2 separate regions of the Homo sapiens genome follow, and region 2 is linked to region 1. A link is a contact called in ENCODE Hi-C or POLR2A ChIA-PET data. All regions are on one chromosome and are shown on one strand. Each heading gives the region's core, a stretch centred on a gene start or an enhancer-like site at or near the end of the contact. The rest is flanking DNA. Distances are from core to core; before and after follow the strand shown.

Evidence for each region. Hi-C counts contacts between places; a loop is a spot of excess contacts on that map. ChIA-PET counts read pairs that join two places held with the same protein, here RNA polymerase II (POLR2A). Pooled maps may share reads with other maps.
Region 2: a map of thyroid gland shows a loop between it and region 1 (2.6-fold over the local background). The contact joins two enhancer-like sites. A Hi-C loop is called at or near these places in 10 of 168 maps with a recorded cell type or tissue (CD4-positive, alpha-beta memory T cell, CD8-positive, alpha-beta T cell, IMR-90 and 6 more), 7 of 37 single-sample maps with no recorded cell type and 16 of 50 pooled maps. POLR2A ChIA-PET finds 5 or more read pairs at or near these places in 3 of 52 experiments (activated CD8-positive, alpha-beta memory T cell, activated naive CD4-positive, alpha-beta T cell and naive thymus-derived CD8-positive, alpha-beta T cell).

The regions. Positions count from the first base shown.
Region 1 is chr20:37,006,397-37,010,195 of GRCh38, forward strand. RBL1 (RB transcriptional corepressor like 1) reads right to left here. Exons shown (of 22, transcript NM_002895.5): 20 at 1,015-1,163. Among named protein-coding and RNA genes, the nearest start is that of SAMHD1, 57 kb to the left of the region's middle. Within about 2 kb of position 1,700, at least 7 of the 41 ENCODE cell types and tissues checked have a DNase peak (open chromatin) inside an H3K27ac peak, as active enhancers do; they include thyroid gland, where a contact is called at or near this core.
Region 2 is chr20:37,197,427-37,201,225 of GRCh38, forward strand. RPN2 (ribophorin II) reads left to right here. Exons shown (of 17, transcript NM_002951.5): 3 at 971-1,066; 4 at 1,624-1,799. Among named protein-coding and RNA genes, the nearest start is that of MROH8, 20 kb to the left of the region's middle. Within about 2 kb of position 1,750, at least 3 of the 41 ENCODE cell types and tissues checked have a DNase peak (open chromatin) inside an H3K27ac peak, as active enhancers do; they include thyroid gland, where a contact is called at or near this core.

The DNA of each region.
Region 1 (3,799 bases), core at 450-2,949:
TGGCCAGGCTGGTCTCAAACTCCTGACCTCTGGTGATCCGCCCGCCTAGGCCTCCCAAAGTGCTGAGATTACAGGCATGAGCCACCACACCTGGCCCCTTTTGTCTTTGACTTGAGAAAAACATTAATCTCACAATATAACAACAGAAAAATTTACCAAATTTGCTGGGTGCAGTGGCTCATGCCTGTAATCCCAGCACTCTGGGAGGCCGAGGTGGGCGGATCACAAGGTCAGGAGTTCAAGACCAGCCTGGCCAACATGGTGAAACCCTGTCTCTACTAAAGATACAAAAAATTAGCCAGGTGTGGTGACACACTCCTGTAATCCTAGCTACTAGGGAGGCTGAGGCAGGAGAATCACTTGAGCCCGGGAGGCAGAGGTTGCAGTTGAGCTGAGATCGCACCACTGCACGCCAGCCTGGGTGACAGGGTGAGACTGTCTCAAAAAAAAAAAAAAAAAGAAAACAAAAAAAACAAATTAGTTGTTTTAATATTCATGTTCCCATCAAGTTCTTACCCATATGTATACGGAATTTCTAGCAACATAATCATGGTATAGATAAAATTCATGCCAGGCGTGGTGGTTCACACCTGTGATCCCATCACTTTAGGAGGCTGAGGTGGGTAGATTGCTTGAGTCCAGGAGTTCAAGACCAGCCTGGCCAACATGGTGAAACCCCGTATCTACTAAAAATACAAAAAAATTAGCTAGGCGTGGGGGCATGTGGCTGTCGTACCAGCTATTTGGGAGGCTGGGGTGGGAGGATCGCTTGAGGCCTGGAAGCAAGGGTTGCAGTGAGCCCAGATCTCGCCACTGCACTCTAGCCTGGGCAACAGATCCCATGATTTCCTCTGGTCTCTGTTGTACCATAGCCTTAATCACTGATTAAGTTACTGGACATGCTCTGATTAATTGCTAGTAATTTTACTTGGACATATTTATCTAGCAAAATAAACTTATAGTAATCCAACTATGACAGCAAATAATAATAAAGTAGTAAAACATAGAACATACCATATGGTCCTGATTCGCCAAGTCGTATTTCAGTGCAAATGACTTCACTCTTCCTACATATATTGTATTGTAAAATTTTATAAGATCACCTCTTTCCTCTTTCACTGGTCCACTGGAACAGTCAGGTGTTTTTGTAGCATCTTCTAAGTCTGTTAAAAAGAATGCAATGTTGTGATACAAAGCATACTTTTTATTTTTTTGAGACAGGGTCTCACTTTGTCACCCAGGGTGGAGTGCAGTGGTGCAATCTTGGCTCACTGCAGCCCTGACCTCCTGGATTCAAGTGATCCTCCCATCTCAGCCTCCTGAGTAGCTGGGACCACAGGCACGTGCCACCATGCCTGGCTATTTTTTATTTTTAGTAGAGACGGGGTTTTGCCATGTTGCCCAGGATGGTTTCCAACTCCTGGGCTCAAGTGATCCACCAGCCTCAGCCTCTCAAAGTGCTGGGATTACAGGCATGAGCCACCATGCCCAGCCACAAAGCATACTTTAATATACAAGTTGGTGATTTAAATGACCTTTCTACAATATTAAAAAAAACCCACAAATCTTTATGTAGAGAAATTAATATTTTCAGAGAAGGTTCAGCAATCCATCTGTATTACTTATAAGTCAAATTGGAATCTAGAGAAATGCAAACATATGAACTGAAGGTGGTGCTCTTTTCTCTAGATTCCACTTCAGAATGTTTTCACAACCATAGCTGTTGAGCTCACTGTCACTAGTGGCTCTTAGAGGGGTAACAGCCCTGGGCTGGTGTTTAGCTAAGTTCTACAGTATGGGAGGCAGTGGCAAACCTCAGCTTCAGACAACTAAAAGGCCTGCAGATATTCTTCTTGTGTCTTTGAGAAAGGTGGAAAGATTCTAAAAGGTAAAGCATATCCTGAGAGGTTAAGGAAGAAGCAAAATGAATTACATTTATTTCTCTGCAAATACATGGCAGGTGACAGGTGTTCTAAGAGCCTTATTGTACCACATACAACAGGAACCCTGATCAGGAACCAGTGTTCAGGTTTTACTGAGCACCCTCAATTGTAAAATAACAGCTTACCCCAACATAGTTTCCTACTTAATGGTGCAACTCTGGGATAGCTTGTGAAACCAGGCAGAACTTTGTCCTACTATTTTTTGGGGAAGGAAGAGTATTACAGGGTATTACAAACTATCATTTACTTGTATACACAAGAACCATGTGCTAAGAAAACCACTACCAATTAAAAAGAATTTAGCACATATATGAAAAAAGCTCTCATTCTCAATACACTGGCCTACAAACATTGAGAACATGGGTAGAAGCAATGCCTTCACCTTAGGAAAACCAGAAAACACAAACATGGTTCAAAAACCAAACAGCCCCAGGGGATGTCAGTCTTAATTTGGATGTCTTTTTCACTTCTGCTATTTCTAAAGGATCTTGACGAGGGTGGGAGGGGAGGGGAGCTATGTGGTTAAATAAAGTTGAGGAAATGCTGTATATTATATTGGAAATTCAGAAATTCATGTTAGTATAAGGCTCTGAGAAGTACTGCAGTTGGGGAAAAAAAATAACTCTCATGTTCACTTTAATTCCATACTTCCCCAGTTTTTTGTGTATAGTCTCTCTTCCCCCAAAACACTTTTTTTTTTTTTGAGACGGAGTCTTGCTCTGTCACCCAGCCTGGAGTGCAGTGGTGCAATCTCGGCTCACTGCAGTCTCTGCCCGCTGGGATCCAGCGACTCTCCTGCCTCAGCCTCCTGGGTAGCTGGGATTACAGAAGCATGCCACCACGTCTGGCTAATTTTTGTATTTTCAGTAGAGATGGTGTTTCGCCAGCTGGAAAGGCTGGTCTCGAACTCCTGACCTCAGGTGATCTGCCCGCCTTGGCCTCCCAAAGTGCTGGGATTACAGGCGTGAGCCACTGCGCCTGGACCCCCCAAAACACTTATACTACCATTCTGGGAAACACTGTTTCAAAGGATACTGGCTTGTTAACAGCTCTTCTAGGTTATTCTCATTATATGGATCAATTAAAATTATTTTTTTGTTTTGTTTTTATGAAAGGTTCTTGATCCTCTTGCCTCAGTCTCCCGAGTAGCTGGGACTACAGGTGCACGCTGCCACACCGAGCTAATTTTTTTTTACTTTTTGTAGAGACAGGGTCTCCCTATGTTTTCTAGGCTGGTCTCTAACTCCTGGGCTCAAGTGATCCTCCCACCTTGGCCTCTCAAAGTGCTGGGATTACAGACATGAGCGAACACGCCTGGTCTAAAATTATTTAATGTCCTCCTTAGATTAGAAATTTCTTGAGACAGAGACTATAGTGTCTCTATATTTCTGTGTCATTCCAATTCCAGCTGTTAATACTAACATAAGGTAAGGAGCTATACTTTACTTGAATGAACCAAACATTTAAAATTGTGGGAGGCTGGGTGTGGTGAAACCCTGTCTCTATAAAAATTTTTTTAAAAATTAAAGAAATTTAAAAACTAGGTGTGGTGGCATGCACCTTTAGCCCTAGCTACTTGGGAGGCTGAGATGACAGGATCGCTTGAACCCAGGAAATCAAGGTTGCAGTGAGCTATGATTGCCCCATTACATTCCAGCCTGGGCAACAGAGCAAGATCTCATCTCTAAAATTAAAAAAAAACTGAAGAAAAAAAAGACATTTAAAAAAACATACTTGGCCGGGTATGGTGGCTCATGCCTGTAATTCCAGCACTTTGGGAGGCTGAGGTGGGAGGATCACTTGAGCCCAAGAGTTCAAGACCAGTCTGGGCAACACAGTGAGACCCCATCTCGGTC
Region 2 (3,799 bases), core at 500-2,999, 190 kb after region 1:
CAGAGGCGGGACTGGGCCTGAGAAATGAAAAAGAGGTAGACTTGATAGGCTTGGAGGGTGGGGAAAAGTCAAGGATGGTTCCCATGTTTCTGGTTTGGGTTGCTGGATGCATGGTATTACCTGTGCATGAGCTGGGAAGTCCTGGTGAAGAAATAGAAGGTTTTAAGCTCATTTTCTTTTTTATTTTTATTTTTTTGGGGGACTGGGTCTCGCTCTGTCTCCCAGACTGGAGTGTAGTGGCATGAACATGGCTCACTGCAGCCTCAACTTCAAGCAGTCCTCCTACCTCAGCCTCCCAGGTAGCTGGGACCACAGGCATGCGCCACCTGCTCTGCTACTTTTTGAATTTTTTGTGGAGATGGGGTCTTACCATGTTACCCAGGCTGGTCTCAACTCCTGAGCTCAAGCAGTCCTGCCTCAGCCTCCCAAAGGCCTGGGATTACAGATGTGAGCCACTGCACCCAGCGTTAAGCTCATTTTAGATTTGTTGAGCCTGACTTGGCCTTGGTGACATCTAAGTGGAGATGCCAGTAAAGTTGGAATCAGAAGAGACTGCCACTTGGTAGCTTTGTCACCTTCATCAGGTTACTTGCCAATTTGGAGCCCCAGTTTCTTTTTCAGGTAAATGGGGATAGTGATAATCTCTACCAAAGGATCATGTTGTTAAAAGGAAGAGCTTCCTAAATACCCAGCACAGTCCATGGCCAGACAGGTGATCCGGGAAGTGGTTTCCTTCTTTCCTTTCTAAGGTTCGGAAGGACTCAAGCGCCTTCAGGCTTATTGCTCTTTGTACGAAGTGAGCAATTTTGGGTAATACCGTGTCCTATGGAAAGTAACTACTTAACTAAATTCATGTAGCTCATTCCTTAAGCCATCTATAATGGCTGAGAATGTTATCTAAAAACGCCTTTGCTTTTCCTGGTTCACTACATGTGTCACCACTTAACATTGACTTTTCCCCACTGTGTAGAAAGCATGTACCTACATCAGATCTAACCTTGATCCCAGCAATGTGGATTCCCTCTTCTACGCTGCCCAGGCCAGCCAGGCCCTCTCAGGATGTGAGGTGAGTCCGGGTTCCTACGCTGACAATGACTTTAACTATTTAAAGTACATTTTTAAAGGGGAGGAGTCATGTCAAACATCCTTTTTTTAATTATGAGAGTCCATTATTGTGAGTGGGAATTCCATTCCTGTGATTTTTTTTTTCCTTAAGAAAGTATAGTTTATGTTTCTCCTAAGTTTTTACTTTTCAAGGGTTTTAAATAACCTTTTTGTACAGTTTTTGCTTTTCTTCTGGTAGGTCTTGATTTTTTCCTTTCCATCTGCCTTTAACACGTAAAAATGTTCAAAGTGTACCCCCACACGAGGTTTCTGGAAGTCATTTTGTTGAACATAGGAGAACCATATAAGTAGAAAGGTAACTTGTCAGCATCTTTTCACATGGGAGTGTTGTACCGAAGTTTTGCAAACATTTCATCCTGGTGTCTGGGGATTAGAGGGGGATGAGCATGTGCGAGGCGGAGGTGACTTTGGCAGCTGCTCCGCATTCTGTCTTTGCCATGCCTGCCACAAATTGCCAAGACCTGTTCTAAAACTCTGTGTCTGCCAATTCTTTCTTAGATCTCTATTTCAAATGAGACCAAAGATCTGCTTCTGGCAGCTGTCAGTGAGGACTCATCTGTTACCCAGATCTACCATGCAGTTGCAGCTCTAAGTGGCTTTGGCCTTCCCTTGGCATCCCAAGAAGCACTCAGTGCCCTTACTGCTCGTCTCAGCAAGGAGGAGACTGTGCTGGCGTGAGTTGTCATCTCGAGCATTTCTCAGGCTTCATTTGTCTCGGGTCCTATCCGAAGAGGGCTCATTCATTGGTTCAGCAAATACTTTCTGGGCAAGTACTTGCAGTAAATACTTCCGTGTGCCAGGTGCTCTGCAAGGCACCGCAGACATGATTGCATGAAGGCAAGTAAGGTCCGTGTCCTCGTGGAGCTCACATGGACACAGTCTTCTGCAAGCCTCGCAGACAGAAGGCAAGCGCTGAGCCAGAGCATGAGCACACCACCACCTAGAGATCCAGTTGCCTTGTGCGGTTGGAGGGCTAGAGCAAGGGCAGATAACTGAGAAGGAGCCACGTGCATGTCTTGTTGAGGCTTGGCTAGGGCAGGATGACATGTTGGCAGTGGAGGCTCTGCAAAGTGGGGGCTCTCAGGATCCCTGGAAGTTGTGAAAGACAGCATCTGGTGGGTGAGGTGGTTGCTCAGAGGGTGGAGTATTCTAGGAATCAGACTCTACTACTCTGCAAAAGGCTTAGGTGAAGGAGAAGCACCTTTCCTATTTGTTATAAATGGAAATATTGTAACTTCAGGGTGTTTTTTGCTAAGCTCTTAAGTGATAATATATGTAGTTTTAAATTTTTATTTATTTAGAGACAGGATCTCACTCTGTCACCCAGGCTGAAGTGCAATGGTATGATCAAACTCACTGCAGCCTTGAACTCTGGGCTCAAGTGATTTTCCTACCTCAGCCTCCCGAGTAGCTGGACTACAGGTGCAAACTACCACGCCTAGCTAATTTTTTTTTTTTTTTGAGACGTGGTCTTACTCTGTTACCCAGGCTAGAGTGCAGTGACGCGATCTCAGTTCACTGCAACCTCCGCCTCCCGGGTTCAAGCAGTTCTCCTGCCTCAGCGTCTTCAGTGGCTGGGATTACAGGCGCGCCACCACGCCTGGCCAATTTTTGTATTTTTAGTAGAGACAGGGTTTCACCATGTTGGCCAGGTCTTGAACTCCTGACCTCAAGCAATCTACCTGCCTTGGCCTCCCAAAGTGCTGGGATTACAGGCGTGAGCCACAGCGCCCGGCTGCCCAGCTAATTTTTTTAGTTTTTAGTGGAGATGGGGCCTGTCTGTGTTGTCCAGGCCGGTTGTAATTTTTTTTTTTTTAACACTTAAACTGCTCCTTTAAAACAATATTTTTTTTGTCATTTTATTTGTGTTCACCGTTTCACTGCAAACCCTGAAGGAGGGTGTGGAGCACCGTTCTGGAATCCCGTTCGTTGTTTAGCAAGAGGTTGGTGATACCAAATCCCCCTTTCAAAACAGTGAGATTGTTTCCCAGGTTTTTTTGTTTGTTTTTTGTTTTTTTGCTGACAACCAGATTTTCTGTAAACTTAAAGCTTTGTTAAGGACAGGGTTCACAGGCAATTGACATTCCCTCTCTGTCCCTCCTCACACCCTCCCTATATTCACATGGTCAATCATCAGTGACTCTAGGGCTGACATTTTGTACACACTTTGTCCAGTGCTTGGCCCTTTTGGGCCTTTGATTTCAGGTGACATATTTTGATATCTGCTTTTAATCCCTCATGGGGAATGCTTCTCCAGTCACCATCATCTCATGCCATGATGCCACTGTTAGTGCCTGTGCCTTACTTTGATGCTACCTTCTACAAAAAAAATTCCCATTTCCTTCCAAGCAGAAGGGAAAATCCCCTTCCTCAAAACCCCAGAACCCCAGGAAGAAGTACAAGGGAAGTACGTCCACTTTGGAGTCAGACAGACTTAGGTTTGAACACCAGCTATTTCATTCCTTGTGTCTGACTTTGGCCAAATTTCTAACTTCTCTGAGCCTTGCCTTTAAAATGAAACCCATAATTCTTACATCAAAGCAACTGACAGGATTAAATGAGATAATAGGTGTGAAGACCCTAGCGCAGTGCCTGGTTCTTGGTGGGCGTGTAGGAAACGGAGTTCCTTTTCTGGACCATTTGTTTGTTAGGTCCCTAACAAACAGGTCCCCCT